Linked DNA regions of Homo sapiens: all the other regions are linked to region 4. The links are chromatin loops, found by intact Hi-C in ENCODE. Cell type or tissue: endothelial cell of umbilical vein. All regions are shown on one strand. Region 1 holds the start of MIR6811 (microRNA 6811). Region 2 has its middle 11 kb from the start of LRRFIP1. Region 3 overlaps RAB17 (RAB17, member RAS oncogene family). Region 4 overlaps LRRFIP1 (LRR binding FLII interacting protein 1). Region 5 has its middle 14 kb from the start of RAB17-DT.

Region 1 (5,000 bases), 160 kb before region 4:
TTCACCTGCAAAAGCTGTGGCCGCGTCCACCCGGAGGAGCAGGGCTGGATCTGTGACCCCTGCCATCTGGCCAGGTGAGCCCAGGCCTTGAGGTAAAATGACCTTGATAGTTTCTGGATCTGGCGTGTCCCTTCCATGGGGCTAGCTGAAGAAGGGTGGACGCACACATGCACACACTCGTGTGTGTGTGTGTGTGTGTGTGTGAGATTTATGCAGGCCTGTGTACAGCACTCAGGCAGTGCCATGAGCCTGTGCTTGTCCCTGCAGAGTCGTGAAGATCGGCTCACTGGAGTGGTACTATGAGCATGTGAAAGCCCGCTTCAAGAGGTTCGGAAGTGCCAAGGTCATCCGGTCCCTCCACGGGCGGCTGCAGGGTGGAGGTAAGGAGTGGAGAGTAAGAACGGCTTTTTGTTCCCAGGCATTTTAGGAATATTAAAGCAGGTTCCTTTGGAGTGTGCATGTGTGTGTGTACGTGTGTGTGTGCATGTGTGTGTGCACATGTGTGTGCATGCACATGCCTCTCTGTGAATTCCTGCTTCTGGCTGCTTTTTTTTTTTTTTTTTAATTTTTGTAGAGACAGGCATCTCACCATGTTTCCCAGACTGGCCTCGAACTCCTGGGCTCAAGCAATCCACCCACCTCAGCCTCCCGAAGTGCTGGGGTTATAAGTGTGAGCCACTGTGCCCTGTGAAATTGGCTCCTTTTTATGTGAGGTGCAAACCTCTGCATCCCACTGGCCTGGTCTGAGCACCTCAGAAGTCCTGGGTGCTGCTGAAGTTGCCAATATTTGAAATTATATTGTTTTCAAATCTTCAAAGTAAGTTGAGAACTCAAAGCCAAGTTTCTGAAACCCAGCTGCTGATTGAATCACCAGGGTGCTTGTTAATACTACATGTTTTCCAAGCCCTTCTTCCCTGGGACATCTGGTTTGGGGCCTAGGCTCTCTCTTTTCAACAAACATTTCACATGAATCTGGTGATTATCAAGATTTAGAGAAATCTGTTGTAATTCAGTTGTTTTCATCTTTTGAATCCAAGTATTTATTTCATGATGAATTTGAAATCCAGGCAGTAGGCTTAAACTAAACAATGTGTTCGCCTGTAAGATCCCCCATAAGGCATTTGGAAGAGATCTTTTCAGGGAGAGGGTGGGAGGATGCCGGGGGGTCTTTTGCATTTGAGTTTGAAGGGAGCTAACCCATCAGTGTTTTTGAGAAAGCTCACCTTGTCCCTGTTACCTGGAGTCCAAGGCTTCTGCCACTAAGCCCGGCCAAGCATTCGGGTGGGACAGCCGCCACCAAGCCAGGTGTCTGGGGTCTCAGTGTCCTGGATGACTCCATCTGCAAGACCAAGGCGAGTTTCTCCAGGGCCACGAGGCAGCGCCTGGCTCCGGCAGCTGGGCACGTCCAGGGCAGAGGCTGTGCTTCTGGATTGGGGCGTCCTCACCATGCCCCAGCCCAGGCGTCTCCCCCAGGCCTTCCTTCTGGAGAGACACCTTATTCGTGCCTGTCTCTTAAAGCCTCAAGTTTGATTGAAGAAGCAGAAGTTGGCATAGACACCTTTGAGCATTCAAGCTCTCGCCGGGCCTGCTGCAGGCATTTCAAGGCATCTTAGCCCATCGTTTAATTTAGGACAGAGGCCACGGAGAGGCACCGCTGGAGCAGTACACCGCACACCACAGGGTGGCTGCACTTTTTGGGTGGTGGGGTGGGGATGGGGGCAGGTATGATCAATCATCCAAACCAGGGCATTTTTAAGAGTAAAAGGAGGCTCTACTGATAACATGCTGCAACAACAGATGTGACTAGGAACGGCCGGTGACATGGGGAGGGCCTATCACCCTATTCTTGGGGGCTGCTTCTTCACAGTGATCATGAAGCCTAGCAGCAAATCCCACCTCCCCACACGCACACGGCCAGCCTGGAGCCCACAGAAGGGTCCTCCTGCAGCCAGTGGAGCTTGGTCCAGCCTCCAGTCCACCCCTAACAGGCTTAAGGATAGAAACGACACATAACACCGGGAAAAGCCATGCTGTCAAGCATCTCAGAATCTCAACCCCAGAGGCAGTCTTTAGGGACTGGGGTGGGCTCAGGAAGCTGTATTATTTCAAAGGACGCAGTGTTTCCACAGCTCAGCCCAGAGCTGCTGGAGTTCACACGGCCCACCAGAACCTGCTGACTTCAAAATCATCACCACCAAGGGGCCAGGAGGTGGCGCTGTGGGGCAACAGAAAACAGAAAACAGCTGCTCCTTGAACTTGGATTCCCAGCAGCTCCCCCAAGCGCCCACAGGGGCTGCATTCCTCCCTGCTGGACACCTGTAACTACAACATTAAAACAGGGCGCAAGCAAGGAACACAAACACTGGGAAAGCTGTGCCTTTAAAAAAAAAAAAAAAAAGGAGGGTAAAAAAGCTTAAGGTTAATGTTTTGAAACCTGACCCAGCCAGGGCCTAATGCAGACCTTGTCCAGCTAGTAAGTGGGCCTCTGGGGGTCTTCATTGAGTGAACCTTCAGAGTGCTGGTGTTTCACCAAGGCCTTCCATAGAGGACGCGGCAGGCTCTGCAGGAAGCAGCTTCGATGGCCGATGGCCAAGAAAGGAAGGGAAAACCCCTGGACTGGTCGCTGGGCACCCAGTCCCCCTACCCCCGTGCCTTCCCTTCCAGTGCCTTTCCCTCTTTCCCTCGGTGGTAGCTTTGCCTGACAGTGCAGACCTCGCCTGACGTCAACACTAGGTTCTTTATGCTCATGTGGTTTTATTTTTGTTTTCTCCTATCAAGAGTGGTCAGAAAATCTCTGTTCCATGTCAGGAACAAGGAAAATCTTTTGGAATTTTTTTGGTTTTTTTCTTTTTTTTAGCATGACTTGATCAGATAGGTAGGATAATGTTGCCCCCTTGGCCCAAGTGCAGAGTGACAAAAGGGACCAACACTAAAAGGATCCCTGAGATCCTGGGATACTTCCTCTTCATGTTCATTGTGGGGGCCGGGGACATCACCCTGACAGGTGGGTCCCCAGGCCCCAGAAAGCTCATTTCCGCATCCCTGGGTGCAGGGGGAGTTCACGGGGTCTCTGCCTGTTGGTTTGGGATGCGTCTCCTCAAGGCACTCACTGTCCAGAGAGAACAAAAATAAAACCAGGTCTGCTCTCTGGCTCTGTCATCTGGGCACGTTCGGAGCCAAAAGCCTTGACCTTCTGAAAGTTCACTGAAAAATCATCTCGTAAAAGGCAGATTCATTGGACAAAAGATTTAGAAATGTGTTTACCGTGTATACATGGGAGCCTTCAGAATACAGACCCACAGATGCAGGGAAATTGTCCATTTTTATGCTTAGGTTCAAGAAAGGGTGGACTGCGTGTGGAAAGAAGATTATATAACAAGGCCGGACCTGCTGCTAATAGGCTGAGTGGGGAACCTAGCAAGGTCTGTCTGCCTGGATTCTTCTTGGCCTTTCCTCCTCCGAGAATGGGGCGGGATGCTCTCTGGAGTGAGGGTCTTATGACCTAAAGTCAAACAAGGAAGGTCAGATAATTTCTTTTTTTATTTTTAATGTTTTTTTTTAGAGATGGGTTCTCACTATGTTGCCCAGGCTGGTTTTGAACTCCTGGGCTCAAGCAGTCCTCCCACTTGGGCCTCTCAAAGTGCTGGGATTACAAGCATAAACCGTGCATGCCCAGCCAGATAATTTCTTTATGGCTAGTTTTTACACAGAAAAGTAGAGGGAAAGAGTGATATTTGTATGTTTTATGGCTGGCTTTGGGAGAAAGGGATACTGGTTTCTATGTCCTGCCTTGGGGAAGAGGGATTCTAGTTTCTGTGGCTGGCCTTGGGGAAGAATGGGCCTGAGAGACAAGAGGGCAGGAGAAGGTCAGAGAGAAACTTTGCTTCTGAGGCTGCTGCTGAGGCCCTCATTTGGGGCATTGTTTTCTGAGCCCCAGCAGCATTGCCAGCCAGGCAGGCATCCGCTGAGTGTGTAAAAATAGACCTGTCAGAGCTCAGACACGGGCACCTGCAGGCCCCTTTAAAACCCTTGACAGCTTTTATCTTTAAGAGAAAGATTTAAGTAAAAAATGTACCATGCTGCCTCCCCCATCTTTCCTTCCACTGGGGAAACTGAGGCCCTCTGAGCCCAGGCAGGCAGCCGGTCCCCTTGACTCACCCCAGCATCTTCCCAGACATTCCTAAACAGGCAGCAAAGCAGTGAATGGCAGTGGCAGCTTCAGGCAGGACAGGCAGTAACAGCGTGTGCTTGTCACCTGATCTCAGCTGTTTGTTATAAAGTCCGTCGTTCAGATTTCCAGTTTTGCCAACTGGTTGACTATTTCTATCTCTGTATTATAAATGGAAAACTGTACAATGAGACTTAATTTTCCAACCCATGTAAAAGATCACTGCTGGCTCAGGACAGAGCCTGAGAACCCAGAGCTTCCCAAGGCCCAGTCGATGGTAGAATTGTAAGCTGGTGTGGACATCACGGAGGAGGGTGTACGGCACTCGGGGGCGGATGAAAGGAGGTGCACAGTGAGGTCTCCATCTCGCAGGAGGCTTTGGAAGATGCGTCGGTGATTGATTGAGTACATCCGCCGAATGCTCGCCAGGTGCCGGGTCCTGGGCTGTCCTGAGGGTAGTGCTGTGGAAGAGCCAGGCCCTGCTGTCCCCACTTGGGGACAGTCAGCACAGCCAGTCCAGTGAATAGGGACACTTGTGCCTCTGGGAGTGAAAACCACAAGGGAGGAGTTTCCTGCAGAGGGGCCCCAGGCCCGAGAGATGAGGATAGGATCCCCACGGGGATCACAGGTGGGCCAGTCAGGGAAATGTCTAAAACAGAAACCACGCGGTCGTTTCACATAAGGAACTGGTTGAAATGCTGTTAACTGAGAATGGGAAAAGGAGATACTGAGGTATCAGAGGTCATAACTGCAGGAGTGCCTGCATCCCCCACAACTACCAGGGGTGCAAGCAAAGGGCAGAGGCTGGGATTAATAGAAACAGGCAGCTCCA
Region 2 (5,000 bases), 57 kb before region 4:
CCAAATTCACATGGGGTCATCAAGGGCTGGGAAGCTTGGGGAGGTGGGTGGAGGAGCAGGAAGCACATGAACAAACATGGTGGAAGGAGGAAGCTCTGAGCAAAGGGGAGTTCTCAGCAGAACAGAGACCCCACAAAGGGATGGCTGTCACTTTAATAATCATCATTAAACCATGCATTGCCTGCAAACTCCAAAGCATGACGACTGACCTGGTCATATACTGTTTCAAGTTATCAGAACAAATGTACCTAATAGGCATTCTGATTCCAGGGGGGAAGGAAAGACGCCAGTGGTTGTTCAGAAAGCCACAGGAAGCACCAAAGAGGGGGCCCGGCTCAGTGGTTGCGTCACTCTGTTGCAGGCTTACAACGGGAAAGGCCCTGGGCCCATGTGTTGTCAGACAGACCCTGTACTCTGTTATCTCCATAACTGGCCTCTGTGAATGCTCAACCTGTATGATGTGTTTCCAAGATAAGGGGTCAAGTGGGTTTGGAATGACCATTCCTGGCATTCCTTCCTAGAGAGTCAATGCACAATTGCATATCAAAGACCTCCAGCAGTCTCACAGTGCTGAGACCTATTTACCTTTGTTAACTGCAGCATTCCCCAAAGGTACTGGAGCTGAAATGCATTTTTCATAAAACACCTGTTATCACGCCCTGGAACTAGCGCTGCCTGACACTAGCGCCTCCTCTGGGCTGTCTCTGACGGCACATCCTGTCCTGAGACCCTGTGCTGCCAAGAAACCCCATTCCGCCCTCAGGCTCTGTTCTGAGAGCAGCCCTCCTCCCATTGCATTGGGAACCTCACCCAGGCCTCCTCCTCTGCCCTTGGTAATCCCGACAGTCCACTCTGCTCAGCTTCATCACAGCATCTAACCCCCAGTTGCTCTTCTGTACACTCTGAATTTCCCATTTAAATTTATTCCCAGGACTAAACCAAACTCCCAGGAGCACTGTGACCAGCACAGGATGGAGTCAACGCACCCCTTCTCTTGCATAGTAGATCTCATCCTTCATTAAGTACTTATCAGAAACCTTCCCAAGCTCCCAGAACTGTGCCAGAAACTGTGGGGCCACACAGAAATAGAAAGCAATCCCTGTCCTCAGAGAGCTTATTGTCTATCGAGGAGCCCAAAGAGAGCTTCGCAAGTTAAATAACAATATAAAAATTAAATTATTCACATGGGCACTAGACGTGTTGTAGTAACAGTATATGGTAAGCCCCTAAGACATAAGGAGCTGTTAGAATCATCAGACGCGCTCAGCCCCCAACCCCAACCCCCAGGAATGCTATGGATGCATTGGAAGAAAATACCAATTTAGAAACCAGGCAAGTGGGAGCAGAAACCTGGTCTGCTTCCATTTATCTTTTTTCCTATCCAGGTTCACTGGGGAGGATTCTTCTCCCTAAATACTGAGGCCTGAGTAGGAAATTATCCTCCCAGAACATAGCAGGGTCCGGAAGAAGACATTTTCCAAGGAGGCAGAACTGGGGGAGAAGCTGGAGTGAGACTGCACAGAGGAAGGTTTTTTATTCCAAGGATGACAATTGTGGGAGCCCTGATAACCACAAGATATGCTATAACGGGGCAAGAGAAAAGAGGGCCTTTCAAGTATCCTGGAGGCGACTTGCCTTCACCTTGAGTTCAGCCAAAGAAGAATGCACCACTTCTCCTATTCCCAAGGGTCACTCCGTGAATATTGGTTGAATTTGTGAGTGAGCGAGTGAATGGGTGGGTAAATGAAAAATACAAAAACAAAAAGGTCAGGCTTCCCACCTGGAGCACACAGGGACCAGCACAGGACTCAATGGCTATGTGAATGCAGGAACTGCCACATCCCTTTAGGAAATGAAACAATTTGAAACAATCTGAGTATACTGTTTCAATGGCTTTTCCTAAAATCCATTCATCAACCAGCAGGAAAAGACTAAAGCAAGTTCTCACCCGAGATTGGGAAGCAGAAAGTTAATGAGCTACCTGACATTCTCTCTCCTCTCTCTCTCTCTCTCTGACACGCACACAACACACACACACACACACACATGAATATCTGTCTCCTTTCTGAGCCAGACACTGGCACATCTTAGTCTTTGTCCCGTTATCTGGGCTTGCTCAGGAGGGCTGTCCTCTTTCTCGGGATCAGGCCTTGACCCATCCCACCTCCTCTCCAGTCCAAGGCCAGAGGCCCTCCTTCTTTTTGGGAGGGGTATCTTATCTCTGTTCCATCAGGGCAGGCAGCAGTGTTGGTCAACAGCTAAGGTCTCTTGCTGAGCAAGGATCCTGAGTCCCCTTCTTAGAGTGACCAGACAGGAGTTTCCAAAGAGGATGCAGAGACAGTTTAGAACTTCCACGCTTACTATAGTGAAACCATGACCCGTGAGGACCAGGTGAAATGGAGGCTGCAGGGTCCGGCTTCCTCTGCCTGGACTCTCCTCTGCTACAGCCCGTCCAATATCCATCCTTACAGCAAGTGCTCCTTCCTGATTTTCCCAGCGAGATGCAGTCATTGCACAGGATTGGTTATCTACACACTCATCACTCCTTTGACATCTTGAGACCCACTGAAGGCAGGGACTGTGCCTCACTCATCCCAGTATCTCTCCTTCCACACACTGCACACAGTAGGGGCCCTATTGTGCACTTACAGCGGCACTGAGCTTTGTGCCAATGGACCACACAGGGGTGATTTCATTTCATCCTTTCGATGGCCCTGTCTTGCATTGTGATAACATTTCAGTGTAGGAAAAATCTTCCATAGGAAGAAAACCCACATCATCTTTGTTCTGCTTGAGGCCAGCCTGGATTTTATAAACTGTAGCTAATTTTATGAACTGTTCTTTGTCTGGGGATGTTGATAGAAAGAATTCTACTTGAGCACAGGATGCAAATGAGTAAGTGGCAAACTATTTTCCTATTATGTTCCTAAAATAGACTGGAAGCTGGCACAGAACGCTTCAGATGGGCCTGTCCCCTTGAGCGTCGTTTATGGCTGAGACTAAAATAAAGCAAAGCCCAGGCCTCTCCAGAAGGTGTTCAATTGTTGGGTGCTATCTCAATGTAGAGAAATCTCAAGTGATTTTCTCATGAAAAAGTCTTCAGAGCATTATTCAGCACAACAAAAAAATTTGATGAAATGTTTGTACTATTTTAAAACTGGCAAGTCAAGGACATAGAGTGCTTTTAAAAGCCACTGCCAAAAATATGGTAAGCGTCTTCCTATAACATTGAAAGAGATCTGAAACATCTGTGCTACATTTCCGTTCTGGAGGACTGCGGTTGAGTGATTGATAAGGATGGTGTTTTGCTCAAAAATACAGTGATTCCTCAAGGGGAAAAGCTGCTTAGCTACATCGGAATGGTGGAGGAACATCGTGATTCCATACTCAACATGCCCCACGGGATGTAGGGATGTGTGTGAACTGTCGAAGGCTGCAGGAGCCATCTTATAGCGAAAATCAGCTGTGTGACAGTTCATGGAAAAACAGCAGCAAAATCCACACACAGCCTGGCATACCCTGGTTCTGTCTTCTGGGTTACAGACACTCAGTCAGTGACCAGGAGTGCAGAACAGCCCCTAACCACCACGGGAAATGGGATTAACTGTGATTAACTGGCAGAGGGGCAGGGGAGACGCGAGCTTCATTATCCTTTTCACAAATGAGACAGTAAAGCCAGCCCGGGACTGTGGGTGAGTCTCCTCCTTATCGTCGAGTCCTGATGATACTCACCTGTGGTTCTTCTGTAGGAGAACCGAATGCCATGGGTATCTGAGGCCCTGTGAAAATGGAGAAGGGGCAAATAGATGGAACTACTCCAACCCCCAAGCTCTTCTAGAAAACGGGAGTCAGCTGTGCAAAACACTAAATGTGCCTCCAGAGCACCTGTTTATCCAGCATCTATTGTCTGGGTCTCCACAGCCTGGAGGAAGTGATGAGTCAGGCAGCCCCCTACATTATGGACCTTTCAACATTTATTACAATCAAACTGTGAGTTCAATATGATACCTCAAAGGCAAACACCCTCTTCTGTTGCTTGCTTGTGATTTCACTGGTTTGGTTGTTTTCCCACCATGATTTTTTTAAATACTCTTTTTTTAATTGAAGTATGATTTAGACATAATAAGAGGCATAAATGTTAAGTGTGCATTTGCACATGCAACTTTTGGCAAACGTGCACATGCACACCATAGAGGGGTCCAGTTTTAAAACTAAAGTCCCATCCTTCGGGAAGCCCCTTACACCCAGATAAACTGCATGGCTGGTCACCCCACATAACCACAACCTCAATGAAGATACAGAATATTTCCATCACCCCCAAAATTTCCTTGTGCCCCTTTGTAGCCAACCCACCCACCCACCCTCCAAAGGTCACCCCTCTTCTAAACTCTATCATCATAGCATAGGTTTTTCCTGCTCTAGAATATCATAGAAATGGAATCATTCCATATATATGGTTTTGTGAGTGGCTTCTTTCACTCAACACGTTTTTGAGATTCATTCACATTGCTGCCTGCATTAGGGGTTCATGTTATTGCCACATGGTATGGCATCCGTGATTTAGGATAATTTGCTTATCCCCTCACCTGTTAATGGACATTGGATTGTTTTCAGTTTTTGGATATTGTGAATCAGATTTCCTTGTACATGTCTGTTTATGGGCATGTTTTCACTTCTCTTGGGTAAATACTTAGGAGTTGAATGACTGGATCATATGGTAGGTTATGTTTCCAAGAAACTCCCAAACAGCATTCCAGGCTGGCTGTGCAATGTTCCACTCCCACCAGCAATGCATGAGTGTTCCAGCTGCCCCGCATCCTCACCAACATTTGGTCTTGTCAGTCTTTTTAACTGTAGACACTCTAGTGGGTGTGAAGTTATATCTTACTGTGGTTCTATTTTGCATATCCCTGATGATAAAGATGGTGAGCACCTTTCTTTATATCTCCTTGGCCATTTGTATATCTCCTTATATGCGGTGTCTGCTCAAGTCTCCAAGT
Region 3 (5,000 bases), 92 kb before region 4:
AAATGGAGCCACATGTTTAAAATAAAAACTTACACTCCAAGGACAGTGCATGAGTGTCCTGCGGCTGCCAAAACAAAGTCCCATGAGCCGAGTGGCTCAAATTAGCAAATTTCTTCCTGCAGTTCTGGAGGCCAGAGGTCCAAAACTGATGCGTTGGCTGGGTTGGTTCCTTCCGGAGACTGAAGGAGAATCCATTCCAGGCCTCCTCCAGCTTCAGGGGCTGCCGGCAACCCTGGTGTTCCTGGTGGCTGCATCACCCCCATCTCTGGCTCTGTCTTCACGTGGCTGCCCCTCTGTGGCTGTGTCCTCTCCCCTTCTTATAAGGATGTCAGTCACTGGACTTAAGGGCTATCCTAAGTTCCATCTTGTTGGCCTTAATTAATTACATCTGCAAAGACCCTCTCTCCAAATAAGGTCGCACTCACAGGTTCCGGGGGTTAGGACTTAATCGCCTCTTTACGGGTGGGAGAAACTCAATTGCACCCACTAGACAGAGAACAGGAGGCTGGACAGAGAACAGGAGGCTGGACAGAGCTTTCCAGCATGGTGCAGCAAGACCGTGCTTCTCTATCATGAGACAACCTCTTCCTAAACGGAAACCACTGCCTGGGCTCTTCTGCCCGCATGTCCTGCAGTTCCCTGCAGGTCCAGGAACTTGAAGTCAGACCAACTCCCCAGGTCAAACAAAGCTGCAGTCTCCATCCAGACAGTAGGACCAGTGATTTCCAGCTTAGATGGGGCAACTGTCGGGACTGAACCGGCTATAAACCTCTGAACACACCAGATGCTCCACTGGATTGACAATGGTGCCAGAATGAAGACCGTGCCCAGAATATAAATGTACACCCATCAGCTGATCTGATGGCAGCTTGCTTAAACTTTCTAAGTCTCAGCTTCCTCATCCATAGCAGGAGCTAATGGTGCCCTTCACCCAGGGTGGCTGTTAAATCGCCTGAGCAAGGAGAGAAAGGGCATATGAATTTTGCTTCTTCTTTCTGTCCTCTTTGCTCTTTGTGGACTTGTTGTCTTAAAACGTGGGCCTTTTATCCACATCTTTCTGTTTCCCATCACTTCAAATCACATTTCTCAGTTTGAATTTGGTTTTATCTTAAAAGCTGGCGCAGGGTGAAACGTGAGCATAAAATTCAGGTTTTCTTCCTCCATTTACCAATCTTAGCCTCTCATATTTTCCTTTTCCATGTTGAAAATGATGGCTGGAGGCTGGGCACAGTGGCTCATGCCTGTAATCCCAGCACTTTGGGAGGCCGAGGTGGGTAGATCACTTGAGGTCGAGTTCAAGACCAGCCTGACCAACATGGTGAAACCCTGTTTCTACTAAAAATACAAAAATTAGCCAGGTGTGCTGGCATGCCCCTGTAGTCCCAGCTACTCGGGAGGCCGAAGCAGGAGAATCGCTTGAACCCAGGAGGTGGAGGTTGCAGCGAGCCAAGATTGTGCCACTGCACTCCAGCCTGGGCAGCAGGAGACAGAGTGAGACTCTGCCTCAAAAAAAGAAGGGGGGGGAGGAGGGGAGGGAAAATGATGGCTGGTGGTTGAATTTACACTAATGTAAAATTCCAGCAAATTTCCAAGGAGGGCATGGGTTTTAGTCCAAGCAATGATAATGCATAATAATAGTCAATGTTTGGCTATTTACAGAACATAGACCCTTCCCTTCCCTGCAGAGATGTAAGGCCCTCAGGTGGGCCCCTGGACAGGTATTTGAGGCAACCTAGTCTCGTGCACTCCGTGGCTCTGACCCGGAAGACAGCATGCATTTATTATCATAACCTTTTTCAGAAACCCACTAACCACATTTCTATATCTCCATGGCTAAGGCCAAAATGTAATTAAAAAATAAAGTTTTGGCTGGGTACAGTGGCTCATGCCTGTAACCCCAGCATTTTGGGAGGCCAAGGAGGGAAGATCAATCTAGCTCAGGAGCTTAAGATCAGTGAAACCTTGTCTCTACAAAAAACACAAAAATTAGCTGGGTGTGGTGGCGCACACCTGTGGTCCCAGCTACTGAAGAGGTGGAGGTGGAGGCTTGCTTGAGCCCAGGAGGTTGAGGCTACAGTGAGCTGTGATCATACCACCACACTCCAGCCTGGGCAACAGAATGAGACGCCATCTTAAAAAAAAAAAAAAAAGTTCCTCTACTAAATTTTATTTTTTTAATTTAATTTTATTTTTTTAGTAGAGACACGGTTTCACCATGTTGCCCAGGCTGGTATCCAACTCCTGAGCTCGGGCAATCTGCCCGCCTCGGCCTCCCAAATTGCTGAGATTATAGGCATGAGCCACTGCGCCCAGCCTCTCTACTAAATGTTAATATCATTTAAGTGGTTTTGCTTTTTTTACCTTTTAATTTAAATAAACAGCCAATTCTGCTCATTGAAGCCCTCTCTGTAGCACTTGGCTGTTTTGTAAAAATAGTGAGCTGATGACAAATTGAAAGGAACATGAAATGGAAACTTATTTTCTGGGGGCTCTAGGACGTCAGCCACGTTCTCGATTTAGAAGGGAAGTCAGCTGGTGCCAAGTTGAATGTGCTCAGTACCTGTTTGTCACCGTCCCCTTCCTGGAAAAAGCCCAACAAGTCTGGGGTTAGTTGTGGCTTCAGCTGGCAAATGTGCACACAAGCACTAGATGTCACCATCCTTCCAAAAGATGTCATGCAGAAAGTCAGCAGCGCACAGAATCTCCCCTGCTGTGGCCTGTTAGGACAGTGGGGGCAGTCCATGGGGAGGTCCAGCCCCCGTCCCTGACACAGCAGGGGCTCCTAAAGCTGCCACCTCCGCAGCAGGCCCTGGCGGGGGTGGGCGGGAGGCTGCGCTCACTTGGACTCCCGTCCCTCGGACTCCCGTCCGTTCTGCCTCTGCTCCTGCCTGCTCTTCTGGCTCCAGCCAGCACGTTGGCTTTCCAGCTTCAGGGCTCGAGTCCATGTCCCTTTCTGGCTCTGCTTCCTGCTTCCTCTGGATGGACGGTGTCTTGCCAGGAGCTGAGCCCACCACCTGTGTCATGTCCTGCTGTGGGCCCCACCCCACACACCTGTCGACTGAACCAGACCCTCGGGAGGGCCCCAGGGACCTGAGTCAATCCTCCTGAAGGCTGACCCCTCGGACAGGGCCGGCCTTGGTGACCTTAAGCCACCCAGGGTGACAGCAACCTTTCATGGAGAGGCCACTCCAGGAAGGTGTTTACACTCCCGTTTCACAGGGAAAAAATCCAGACGGAGGGAAGGAGTGGCATGCCTGTGGCCATCCATCCTGTCCCTCCCTCGGGGATCCTGCAGCCAAGCACTGGGCGTGCTGCCTCCTGCATTTCCAGGCCGCCTGTGAGGACAGCACTCCCATTCTCCTCTGAGGCTCTGCTCCTGGCCTACCCTCTCCCCTGGACAGGAGCCCAGTGTTCTTGATAAAAGCTGAAGCCACACGTGACAAAAGAAGCAGGAGTGTCTGCTCTCAAAGGGTTTTTGTGCAACACAGATCACTCTTCCCCCAAAGCACGTAAGTTAAAGGAGTGAGCACATCCCATCTCCTCATCCTAAAAGTGGCAATATCCACATTTATAATATGTGATCATGTAATTATTATAATGAGGATTAATAATTAACATACACTTTGGGAGGCCAAGGGTGGTGGATTCCTTGAGGTCAGGAGTTCAAAACCAGCCTGGCCAACATGGTGAAACTCCGTCTCTACTAAAAATACAAAAATCAGCATGGTGGTATGCACCTGTAATCCCAGCCACTCGGGAGGCTGAGGCAGGAGAATCACTTGAACCCAGGAGGCAGAGGATGCAATGAGCCAAGGTTGCACCACTGCACTCCGCCTGGGCAACAGAGCGAGACTCCGTCTCAAAAAAAATAATAATAAAATAATTAACATAGGCCGGGTGCAGTGGTGCACACCATGGCAAAACCCTATCTCTACAAAAAATATAAAAATTAGCTGGCTATGGTGGTGCGCACCTGTGATAGCAGCTACTCTGGAGGCTAAGGTGGGAGGATGGCTTGAGCCCAGGAGGCAGAGGTTCCAGTGAGACACTGCACTCCAGCCTGGGTGACAGAGCAAGACTCTGTCTCAAAAAAATTAACATAATGATAATAATAAATTGCATGACATCTATCCATAGTTACAGTAATATCTACCTCTAAAAGCTGTAATATTATCCCAAGGTGTGACGCAGACACTTGGATGGAAGCAGAGGAGACCATGGTTCCCACAGGGGACTCAGCCAACAGCAAAGGAAGGAGCTTCCACATTTCTAACCCCGCAACCCGGCACAGCTGCCCACACACAGAGGTGCTCAATACAAAAGTGCGGACCCCAGGGTTGGAGGCTGATGGGATGAAGGCAGCTCATGAGCCACAGGCTAACCTAATCTGGCTGTTCTCCTCTCCCCGTTGTGCCACGGGCCACAGCCCACAGCCTCCCACCCCGGCCCCATCACAGAGACCCAGAGTGGGAACAAAGACTCCACCCACCAGTTCTGGGTGAAAGGCAGAGCCCAGCCTGTAGAACGGTCCTTCCCCTCAGAGAGAGGAGATAAACCCAGGCCTGGAAGAGAGGGGCTTGGAGGAAGGGAGGCCCTGGCTTTCATCTGAAAGCTGCCGGCAGGGGGATGGCCCCTGCGGGGCCAGACAGAGGACCAGGAGTAGAGTGAGACATACAGGCCTGCCCCCCAAGCAAAGACCCCCAACCTGGCCTAGGACTCCCCAGCAAGCCCAGCTTTGTTCACCCCCCGACCCTGGTAGGCCCCCTGAAGAGAGGGCAGGCAATTGGTACAGGCAGGGCAGGTGTGAGGGGGATGCTCGGACCCTGGCTTGCTGGAATGAAAGGAACTAGGGCCTCGCGCCTCATTGTCGGGGCCTCCATCCCCCTCACCTGTAAAATACAGAATGCCCGGCACCACCCTGAAGCTTCACAGACCCCACACATCACCCCCCCACCCCCACCCAAGAAAGGTGGGTGCTCTGTGGGTACAGCTCTCTGTGG
Region 4 (5,000 bases):
CAGAAGTTCCCTTTCCAAGCAGTGACCCATGGACTTGTGTCCCTCGTGTGATAACCTGCACTACACACATATCCTACAAGTGTCCATAGTGGTTATAAGCTGCCACAGCCATACAGATCTGAGAGCCAGAGGCCTTCAAACCAGCTAAGGCTCTGAAACACTTCAACTCCACTTAAGAAAACAAATCGGAGCACATCCGTGATCCCACAAATGCTAATTTGCTTGTCACACATCAGAAACCCAGGAAGGCACAGAATAGATGCTCTCTTACTGGCTTATAGGTTGGGTACTTTAAAGTTGGAGACGTTTAAATCAGAGATAAACCTATTGTAACAATACATTTCATGTCATGTGAGCCTTTTGTCTTCCAGCAACTAAAGGGAACTGTGGTAGGATGAGCTGGGGTCACAGGGACAAGGAAGACAGGTAAGGGGACGGAAGCCGGGGCAGCAAGGAGTGGCTCAGGAGCTCTCACCCTGCAGTGGGCAGCTCATCACCCCTGCTCCCCGTGTCTGTGTCCCTTCAGGAGAAGCTGGCCAGGGACAGGGCCACCACTCATAGACAGCTCCTCAGCCTACTCAGCACTGCTTTATGTGTCTGTGTGCACACACGTGTGCATGCCTGTGTGTGTGCAGGTGTGTGTGTGCCTGCATGTGTGTGTGCACATGTGTGTGTGTGCCTGCATGCATGTGTGTGTCTGTGTATTCCTTTTGAAACATACTAGATGCCCTCTCTAAGTAAATCACATTTAACTGCTGTAACTAACCCGTCTGGCAACATCTTTTCTTAATGCTTTTTCACTGTTCACCGGGTTGAGGGTTTCTTTTCCTTATTTCCACTTCTGCTTCTTTAACGAAATTATATGACTTGATACAGTATCATTCTTTTCAAATTCAGTGTTTCAGTAAATAGTTCTTTTCAGCAGACAATTACTTAGGCAGAAGTAGTTTAACATAGCATTTGTCTCTGAAAAAAATGTTTTTTTTCCTTTCTGTCTAGATCCTTTAAAATATATAATATTGCATCATATACAATATTGGCCTGTACCAAGCACCTGTATCCAGAAAAGTAAAAAAGCTAACTGGCTTAAACCACAGCAGAACCTGCCTTGCTGGGTCACCTTCCTTCAGTTCCTTCTCATGGTTTCTAGAATTCCTTGAGCGCACACAGCAAGCTAGCTCTACAATCACTTTAGAGAGTGAGGATCGATGCCCCAGCTTCTTGTTTTCTTAGTGGCTTTTTAAAAAATAGTAGACAGTATATAGCTATCTACTGGCAATAGGAATCTCTTAAAATCAAGGTGAGAAATGTAGTTCTTTTGCAAGAGAGTCAGAGTTTTGTGTTCAATGAAAATTTAATATTTGAAAAATAAAAGATCTTAAAACTATTAGTTTTCCATTATGATCAGATGGCTCTGTCAAAATGGAAAGAAAGCAGGGAATTTTCTGTACTCCTCAACACAAAGTTTATCTTGTTCCTGAAAAAATATTGAACCATTTTTTCAATATTTGTCCTTGCCAGGATTTCACCCTGGCACCCGCTGTTGGTGTGTTTTAAATTTGGTTTCCTTCTGATTCTTCTAAGAGAATATCTACTTTATCATATTTTGAAATAAGACTTTACAGTATCCAAATGTGGATGATATATCCTTTTAACTATGTCCCTGATATTGAAGCTCTGAACATAACCTCTCAATTTGAGTCATCTGTGTTTCCAGGTATTGCTATAGCTAAGCCACAAAATACTGAATTTTGGCGTCTTATATAGATGGTTGCAGTGTTTCCATTCTTCACGAAGCATGAGAAATTCTTTTACAATACGATGACCGTGCTCCGTCGTTTTAGGCGAAGAACAGACTTACCACACACTGTGCTTTCTCTCACTTTGTGAGACAGTGAAGGAGGGACCTTCTCTTCAGGTGAAATGAAACCCCCACACGGATTAGCCTAACTTCTTCAGCTAAGGGCTGGGCCTTCTTTTATTACAAATACCGTTGCATCTTTATACACTGTTTCAGTGAAAAAAAAATAAACATGGCAATTCCCTTTCCAAGGCTCTAAGTCACCACCAGGCGGCATAACAGACCTCTGTGTCCCTGGTCTGTAGGAGATGGGACAATGCGGGGACAGCGCTGGGAGGGCCCGCAGGCAGCAGGATGCCAGGGCCTCGCCAGGAAGCCATGGTAGGCGCCCGGGGGGAGTCTGGACGTCACCCCATTCTCAAGGTGAAGCCTCGCCAGGGTCTCGCCAAGAGAGCTGAGGGGTCAGATTCACCTTCTCCCTGCACCTCTGCACTTCCCTCTGGGTTTCCTGTCTGTACATCCAGTGCCGCGCGTGGCGTGGGGCGTGGCGTGGGGTGGTTCCTCACAGTTACCCTCGCTGGGTGTGCGGTTGTCTGACATCAGTCCTCCCCAGAAAGTGCGGCTGCCCCCGGTCGGTCGTTCTGTCTGTAGCTGGCGTGGTATCTGGCACGGCGGAGGCCCTGGGTCCGTGTTTGTGGATGGAATGAATCAATGTGTGAATGAAGGAAGTCACATTGGCAGCAGTGGCGGGGAGGGTACCGTTTGGGGACAATTCAGATCATTCTGAGGAGACATGCTGAGGCCTGCTCTAAGACAGCAGCTGTGGGAGGGCACGGAGTGGCATTAAGAGAGGAAGCTGACTCGATGACGGGCGGAGAGGTGGGCGGAGGCTGTCTCAGGAGCGCCAGCAGCTGGCAGTGAGTGGTGGGCGTTTCCTGACACTAAGGCTCTGTGCAGAGCGCGTCTACAAACACTGTCTATTGTCTCGTTTCATCCTCACAACAACCACCCCTATGAAGTTGTCACTATTATTGTCTCTCCTTTACACATGAGTCTGGGCACAGGGACTTCAAGTGAAGCCTGCTAGGAGGCACTGCTGCTGCCCCCGCGGGAAGGAAATGCAGGGAAGGGACTCAGGGGGCAGCAGGAATTCTGCTTTGGATCTGTCACATTTGAGGTGCCTTTGGGGCTTCCAGGAAGAGGTGTCCAGACGGCAGGGGCTGAGGCTTGGAGGAGTCAGGATTGGAAATATGAACTGGGTGCCCATCAACATCTAGGTCGTGGTCAAAGTGGGTGGTGGGGTATTACAGGAAAGAGCTCTGCAGCCCCCCAGAATCCTAGCCTGCGCCCGCAGATGAGCAGGGGCAAGGACGCAAGGGCAGTTGTGCATTTTCCTTCTTTTCTGTGGCATTCAGAAATAGGCAAAATGTGATACACTGCAAAAGTGACTGTTTGCTATCTGCAGGAGTGGCCATCAGTGTTAGTTAAATGAGAGCTGTGCAGAATGGCATGTGTTTGTCCTCTTATTATTTTTGCTTTAAAAACCTGTTTTAAAACCCTGGTATCAATGGTCAATTATGTGACTTTCAAAAGCAAAAATTAAGGAAGACAAAAGAACTGCATTTGACACCTTGAAAGGCCCAGAGGGATTCTTAACCTTGGGTCCAAGAATTCCCCCAGGGGCCTTTGGATAGATTTCCAGAGATCCCCGAAACTGAATAGGAATAAAAGGGTAGCATTACCTTCCATTATGAATGCGGGCAAAAACCTTCGGTAGTATTAGAAGTGTGACCTCAGCACCAATAGAAACCACAGGTATTTCTCCGTCACTTTCGGGTTGTTGCTGAGAGCTGGGGAAATGGTTTCATGCATCACTGTCAGTATTTGGTGGAATAAGGACGTGCACGCACGTGCTGGCTGTTGAACTGTTGCCTCTCCACTGCAAACCCTCCCTTCCTTGCTGCAGGGCCAGAGCTGTGCCCTATCGGGCCCTGCCCCCAGAGAGAGCCTGGGCAGTGGGAGGAGGGAGCCCGGAGCACGCTGCTTCCTGCCTGCTTCCTGTTTCTGTGAGCGTCACCCCAGCAACGGGATTTCACCCTGGCTGCAGTTGTTGGTTCTGTTTCTAGTGTTTTTCACACGCCCAGACACCACCCTCACCAGTCCCTCCTGAGCCCCCGCTCTGAGGTCCGGGTCCCCACTCCAAGCCTTCTGGGACCATCACCCCGGTCTTTGTCTCCAGCCCTAGCTGTTCCTGAGATGACGCCTCTGTGGTATGAGGCCTCCTTTGCTTTTTCGGCCAAGCAACACCTGTTTAGGGGCTGCCTGTATTGCTTCTATTGAAATCACTGCTGTAATTTCTTTTTCTCCTGACTTGGCTCTGATTGATACACTATATCAGGATTTAAAAATATTTTTTGACAATGTGTTTCAGAATAATCAGTTTCCTTCGTAACCCTATGTTTCGTTACATGCGTTTAAAAATATTATTCCAAGAATGCTCCACAGGCTTCACCAGCCTGCCAGGGGGATCCACTATACCAAAAAACAGAGAGCTGAGAGCAGTTGCCAGCCTGATTAATTGCCGTTTCCTGGGCTGGGTTTAAATGCCTCTAGGAACACAAAACATAAAGGGTTTTCTTTCTGTTCTTCCTCCCTTTCTTTTCGAATGAAGTTATGGAAGGAAATGAACTTTGTTATTTTCCCCCTTTAAAAGTAGTACCTGCTCATGGAAGAAAAAAGAACACTGGAAAAGAAAAGTAAAGAAAAAAATATCTCTATCTTCCTTGTGACATAAAAACACCCATGGCTCCATTTTGATGTATTTCCTTAGGGCCTTAGGTGTTGTTTATTTTTGCAGAGATATAATTGTCATAATCTTTGTCATAAGCATTTCCAATTCTACTTCATACTTGTCTTAAACACTATTTTTATAGCTGGACAGGATGCTGTAAAGCAGTAGGTTGACCTGGCCCTTTTCTTATAATGTAAAACTTTGACCATAATTTTATTGTGATAAAATATTTCTAAGATTTACCATTTTAACCATTTTTAGGTGTAAAGTTCAGTGGTTTTAAGTGCGCTAGTGTGTAGCCATCACCATCATCCACTTCCAAAACTTTTTCATCTTCCCAAACTGAAATTCTGTACACATTAAACACTGACTCCCCAAATTCACAGAGCTGAAGGTGGAGTGGGCATT
Region 5 (5,000 bases), 68 kb before region 4:
AGGATGATGTGTCCAGGGAGGGCTTGGAAGCTCCCTGCCCCTTCCCCCATACTTCGCACTACGCATCTCTTCATCTGTGTCCTTTGTAACATCCTTTACAATAAGCCAGCAAACATAGTTATTTCCCTGAGTTCAGTGAGCTGCTCCAGCAAATTGATCAACACAGAGAGGAGGTCATGGGAACCCCAACTTGAAGCCCATCCGTCAGAAGTTCGAGAGGCCCAGGCTTATGACTGGTGTCTGGGGTGGGTGGCAGTCGTGGGGACTGAGCCCCCCACCCAGTGGGATCTGGTGCTATCTCCAGGTGGACAGTGTTAGAATTGAACACCCAGCTGGGGCCCACTGCTTAATGTGTGGGGAAACCCCCACGCCTTTTATTGCAGACGTCTTCTGTGTTGATGATTGTGGAGGTGGTGGTGGAGTGAAAGAGGAAAAACGCAGTTTGAGAGAGTTTTTCCATACACACCAACAAACCAGGGAGGTGGATATTGTTATCCCCATTTTACGGATGAGAAAATTGAGGCTCAGAGAGATTAAGTACATTCCCCAGAGTTACGTAGCTATCGAACAAGGATTCAAATCCACAACTTTCTTAACCTACCCCACAGAGGCAAATGCAAAAACCAAACCATAAGAGGGAGGAAATAATGACCTCTGCAAATGAAAGCCACCTGTATATCAAGAAAAGCATATGGATAAAACAAAATGCTGGGACAATAACTGCCACAAACATGTGGCTTTAAAATCCTTGATTTATAAATCAGCAAAAAATGGACAAAGGCACAGCCAGACAATTCGCTGAAAGTGAGTCCCAGGTGTGCAGGCAGCGCTAGCAGGAGCGTTCGGCCTCACCAGCACGTGCAGGAGCCGGTCAGCATGGAGGTCAGATTGGCAAAGCCTCATCACATCCAAGCTTTGGCAAAACAGTAGAGACTGTCCACCAACCGTTGCTGAGACTGTCTGGCAGTGCAGTTTTCTGAGAGGGCAAACCTGGGATGCGTAGCAATGAATTCAACAACACAGCCTTTGACTCGGCAACTGCACGTCAAGAAACGGAACTGTCAGGAAGCATCTAGAACCCAGAGGGCAGAATCCAGGAAATGACTCTGTTCCGGAGTTCATCTGTTGCTCTGGGCTACACTTGATGCTACGGTAAAATCACTCACCCTCACATCCAGCCAGCGGCAACACACACAATGAAAACCGTTCTGAAAAAGCAAAGCTGAGAGCCCCGGGAAGATGCAGGAGGTGTGGGTGGGGGTTGGAATTCAGCTCGGTTTAGATAAACAACTGAGACCCGAGATGTTGATCTCTAAGGATTATCTCAGCCCCGACCTATTTCAACTTCCTTGTCTTCTTTCTTTGGCTCCTTACTTTTCATTGAAATTCCCTGACTGGCCCACTAAGAACCAGGCTCTGGCCAGCACGGTGGCTCACTCTGTAAGCCCAGCACTTTGGGAGCCTGAGGCGAGAGGATGGCTTGAGGCCAGGGGCTCGAGACCAGCCTGGGCAACATAGTGAGATCCCCCCAATCAATTTTTTTTTTTTTTTAAAAACACCCTTTTTTTTTTTTAATTAGCTGCCAGCTACTTGGCAGGCTAAGGGAGGAGGATCCTTTAAGCCCAGGAGTTCAAAGTTGCAGTGAGCTATGATCGTGCCACTGCACTCCAGCCTGGGCAACAGAGCAAGACTCTGTCTATAAAATATATGTATATATATTATAGAAATTTTTAAAAGAACCAAGCTCTGGAATGGACTTGCTCCAGCACCTGGCCCATCCCAAGCCTGGAGGCTCACTGGAGGAGGCCACATGGGGTCCACTCCATGTGCAGCAAGCACACCGAGGCCACAGGCTGCTGGGCCCACCTCCCCACCTCCCCACCGTGGGCGAAGTACGTGGAGGATGTGAGGGAGGTTCTCAAGTGAGATGCTCACTCACAGTTATCCCCAAAGGACGGTCCAAACATGTGGAAAACATGTCTCCCGTAGAAAATGGAGAAACGGCCGGGTGTGGTGGCTCACGACTGTAATCCCAGCTTTGGGAGGCCGAGGCGGGTGGATCACCTGAGGTCAGGAGTTCAAGACCAGCCTGGCCAATATGGCGAAACCCCGTATCTACTAAAAATACAAAAATTAGCCAGGTGTGGTGGCACGTGCCTGTAATCCCACCTACTCAGGAGGCTGAGGCAGGAGAATCGCTTGAACCCAGGAGGCCAAGGTTGCGGTGAGCCGAGATCATGCCACTGCACTCCAGCCTGTGTGACAGAGTTAGACTCCGTCTCAAAAGAAAAAAAAGAAAGAAAGCGGAGAAACAATGCTGCCCCCAGCCCTGTGTGTGACTTTGCCAGGGCTACTGTAACCACCTATCACAACCTGAGTGGCCTAAACAATAGGAACTGATTGTCTCGCAGTCCTGGAGGCCAGAAGCCCGAGAAGAGGCCAGAAGGTGGCAGGGCAGCTCCTCCTGGAAGCTCTGCAGAGAATCTGTTCCATACTCCCGGTGCTTCGCTGGGAATTCTTGGTGTTCCTTGGCTTGTGGAAGCATCACTATCGCCGCCTTCATGTCACATGGCATGTGTGTGTCTGCGTGTCTAAATTTACCCTTTTCATAAGGACATGGTCATATTGGTTTAGGGCCTATCCTGGTGACCTCACCATAGAGACCTTCTCCCCAGGTAAGATTACATTCTGAGGTATGGAGGTTAGGACTTGGACATATGAATTCTAGAGAGAGACAGTTCAACCCATAATGCCTTAGATGTCATAAATATTCATGACAAGGTCAGCCTTTTGTGGAGATTTGTCTCTGTGAAAAGCAAATTGGTTGGCCAGGCACAGTAGCTCAGGTCTGTAATCACAGGACTTTGGGAGGCCAAGGGGGAAAGATCACTTGAGCCTAGGAGTTTGAAACCAGCCTGGGCAACATAGACAGATCTTGTCTCTACAAAAAAAAAAAAATACAAAAATTAGCTGGGATTAGTAGCGTGTGCCTATAGTCCCAGCTACTTGGGAGGCAGAGGTGGGAAGATTGCTTGTGCCTGGGAGGTCGCGGCTGCAGTGAACCGAGATCATGCCACCGCACTCCAGCCTGGGTGCTAGTGCGAGACCCTGTCTCTTAAAAGAAAAGCAAATGGGCCAGGCGCGGTGGCTCAGGCCTGTAATCCCAGCATTTTGGGAGTCTGAGGCAAGTGGATCACGAGGTCAGGGGTTTGAGACCAGCCTGCCCAACATGGTGAAACCGTGTCTCTACTAAAAATACAAAAACTAGCCGGGCGTGGTGGCACATGCCTGTAATCCCAGCTACTCGGGAGGCAGAGGCAGGAGAATCACCTAAACCCAGGAATTGGAGGTTGCAGTGAGCCGAGATCACACCATTGTACTCCAGCCTGGGTGACAGGGCAAGACTCTGTCTCAAAAAAAAAGAAGCAAATTGGGCATTTATGCCAGGCCCTGTCCTTTGGGAGTTCCCAAGCCATATAGGAAGCTTTTATACTCTAGGAGCTTGTGCTGGGTTGAAGAGTGTCCCCGCAAAATTAATGTCCACCTGGCACCTTAGAATGTGTCTTAACATGAGGTCATCCTGGATTCAGGTGAGCCCTAAATCCAATGACTGGCTTCCTCATGAGAAAAGAGAGATTTGGACACAGAAACGCACACAGAGGGAAGAGGCCATGGGAAGGCAAAGGCAGAAATTGGGTGATGGTCCACAGGCCAAGCAGCGCCCAGGACCACCAGGAGCACCAGAGGCCAGAGAGAGGCCAGGAATGAATTCACCCTCGGAGCCTCCAGAAGGAGCCACGTCTGCTGACACCTTGATTCAGTCTTCTGGCCTGCAAGACTTGAGCCAATACATTTCTGTTATAAGCCACACAGCTTGTGGTAAGGTCTTATGGCAGCCCAGGAAACTAACACAGAACGTAACATAACTAACTCCCTTTGGGAGGTTATTAGCCTAACACAGAGCATCTGACCCAGCCTGGGTCCTTCTGAGCACAGGCCCCGAGGGAATGCAGGGGTGACATGCCTGTGCCGCCGGCCCTGCATTAGGCTCCCCCACCCCAGCTGTCAGGCCTCTGAGCCCAAGCTAAGCCATCATATCCCCTGTGACCTGCACATACACATCCAGATGGCCAGTTCCTGCCTTAACTGATGACATTCCACCACAAAAGAAGTGAAAATGGCCTGTTCCTGCCTTAACTGATGACATTGCCTTGTGAAATTCTTTCTCCTGGCTCATCCTGGCTCAAAAGCTCCCCTACTGAGCACCTTGTGACCCCCTCCTCTGCCCACCAGAGAACAACCCCCCTTTGACTGTAATTTTCCTTTACCTACCCAAATCCTATAAAATGGCCCCACCCCTATCTCCCTTTGCTGACTCTCTTTTCAGACTCAGCCCACCTGCACCCATGTGAAATAAACAGCTTTATTGCTCACACAAAGCCTGTTTGGTGGTCTCTTCACATGGACGCTCATGAAATTTGGTGCCGTGACTCGGATCGGGGGACCTCCCTTGGGAGATCAATCCCCTGTCCTCCTGTTCTTTGCTCCATGAAAAATATCCACCTACGACCTCAGGTCCTCAGACCCACCAGCCCAAGGAACATCTCACCAATTTTAAATCGGGTAAGCGGCCTCTTCTTACTCTCTTCTCCAACCTCTCTCACTATCCCTCAACTACTTTCTCCTTTCCGCTCTTCAATCTCTCCCTTCTCTTAATTTCAATTCCTTTCATTTTCTGGTAGAGACAAAGGAGATGTGTTTTATCTGTGGACCCAAAACTCTGGCGCCAGTCACGGACTAGGGAAGGCAGACTTCCCTTGGTGTTTAATCATTGCAGGGATGCCTCTCTGATTATTCACCCAGGTTTCAGAGGTGTCAGACCACACAGGGATGCCTGCCTTGGTCCTTCACCCTTAGTGGCAAGTCCCGCTTTTCTGGGGGAGGGGCAAGTACCCCAACCCCTTCTCTCTGGGTCTCTACCCCTTCTCCGCCTTTCTGGG

Evidence for each region. A loop is a pair of places that touch in the nucleus more often than their neighbours do. Peaks named below come from ENCODE experiments on the same cell type or tissue, not always from the same donor. Only the 100,000 strongest peaks of a DNase experiment are listed, where the experiment ranks them.
Region 1: a loop joins it to region 4, with 4 times the contacts of the local background. A loop is called at or near these places in 17 of 110 quality-filtered maps.
Region 2: it touches region 4 in a loop (5-fold over the local background); 39 of 110 quality-filtered maps call a loop at or near these places.
Region 3: it touches region 4 in a loop (10-fold over the local background); 38 of 110 quality-filtered maps call a loop at or near these places.
Region 5: a loop joins it to region 4, with 7 times the contacts of the local background. A loop is called at or near these places in 35 of 110 quality-filtered maps.

The regions. Positions count from the first base shown.
Region 1 is chr2:237,510,722-237,515,721 of GRCh38, forward strand. MLPH (melanophilin) reads left to right here. Exons shown (of 16, transcript NM_024101.7): 3 at 1-74; 4 at 268-380. It overlaps MIR6811 (microRNA 6811), which reads left to right and starts at 210; the gene lies at 210-267. RefSeq lists enhancers at 1-180, 181-681, 2,062-2,562, 2,563-3,063. In endothelial cell of umbilical vein, a CTCF peak has its summit at 2,223 (motif pointing right); a DNase peak (open chromatin) is centred at 2,250.
Region 2 is chr2:237,613,900-237,618,899 of GRCh38, forward strand. No RefSeq gene overlaps it. Among named protein-coding and RNA genes, the nearest start is that of LRRFIP1, 11 kb to the right of the region's middle. RefSeq lists enhancers at 1-583, 1-4,025, 584-1,374. In endothelial cell of umbilical vein, a CTCF peak has its summit at 684; DNase peaks (open chromatin) are centred at 1,842, 2,912, 3,242, 3,902 and 1 weaker place; H3K27ac peaks cover 4,747 bases.
Region 3 is chr2:237,579,240-237,584,239 of GRCh38, forward strand. All of the region lies in intron 2 of RAB17 (RAB17, member RAS oncogene family), which reads right to left. Among named protein-coding and RNA genes, the nearest start is that of RAB17, 9.0 kb to the right of the region's middle. RefSeq lists an enhancer at 2,328-2,962. In endothelial cell of umbilical vein, a CTCF peak has its summit at 2,639 (motif pointing right); a DNase peak (open chromatin) is centred at 2,652; H3K27me3 peaks cover 228 bases.
Region 4 is chr2:237,671,161-237,676,160 of GRCh38, forward strand. The region is part of intron 1 of LRRFIP1 (LRR binding FLII interacting protein 1); the gene reads left to right. Among named protein-coding and RNA genes, the nearest start is that of LRRFIP1, 46 kb to the left of the region's middle. RefSeq lists enhancers at 1,920-2,545, 3,666-3,960, 3,914-4,460, 4,017-4,156. In endothelial cell of umbilical vein, a CTCF peak has its summit at 2,042 (motif pointing right); DNase peaks (open chromatin) are centred at 2,081, 2,681, 3,841 and 4,371; H3K4me3 peaks cover 780 bases; H3K27ac peaks cover 3,367 bases.
Region 5 is chr2:237,602,721-237,607,720 of GRCh38, forward strand. No RefSeq gene overlaps it. Among named protein-coding and RNA genes, the nearest start is that of RAB17-DT, 14 kb to the left of the region's middle. RefSeq lists an enhancer at 1,373-1,876 and a silencer at 1,528-1,708. In endothelial cell of umbilical vein, a CTCF peak has its summit at 2,430 (motif pointing right); DNase peaks (open chromatin) are centred at 1,111 and 2,451; H3K27ac peaks cover 2,085 bases.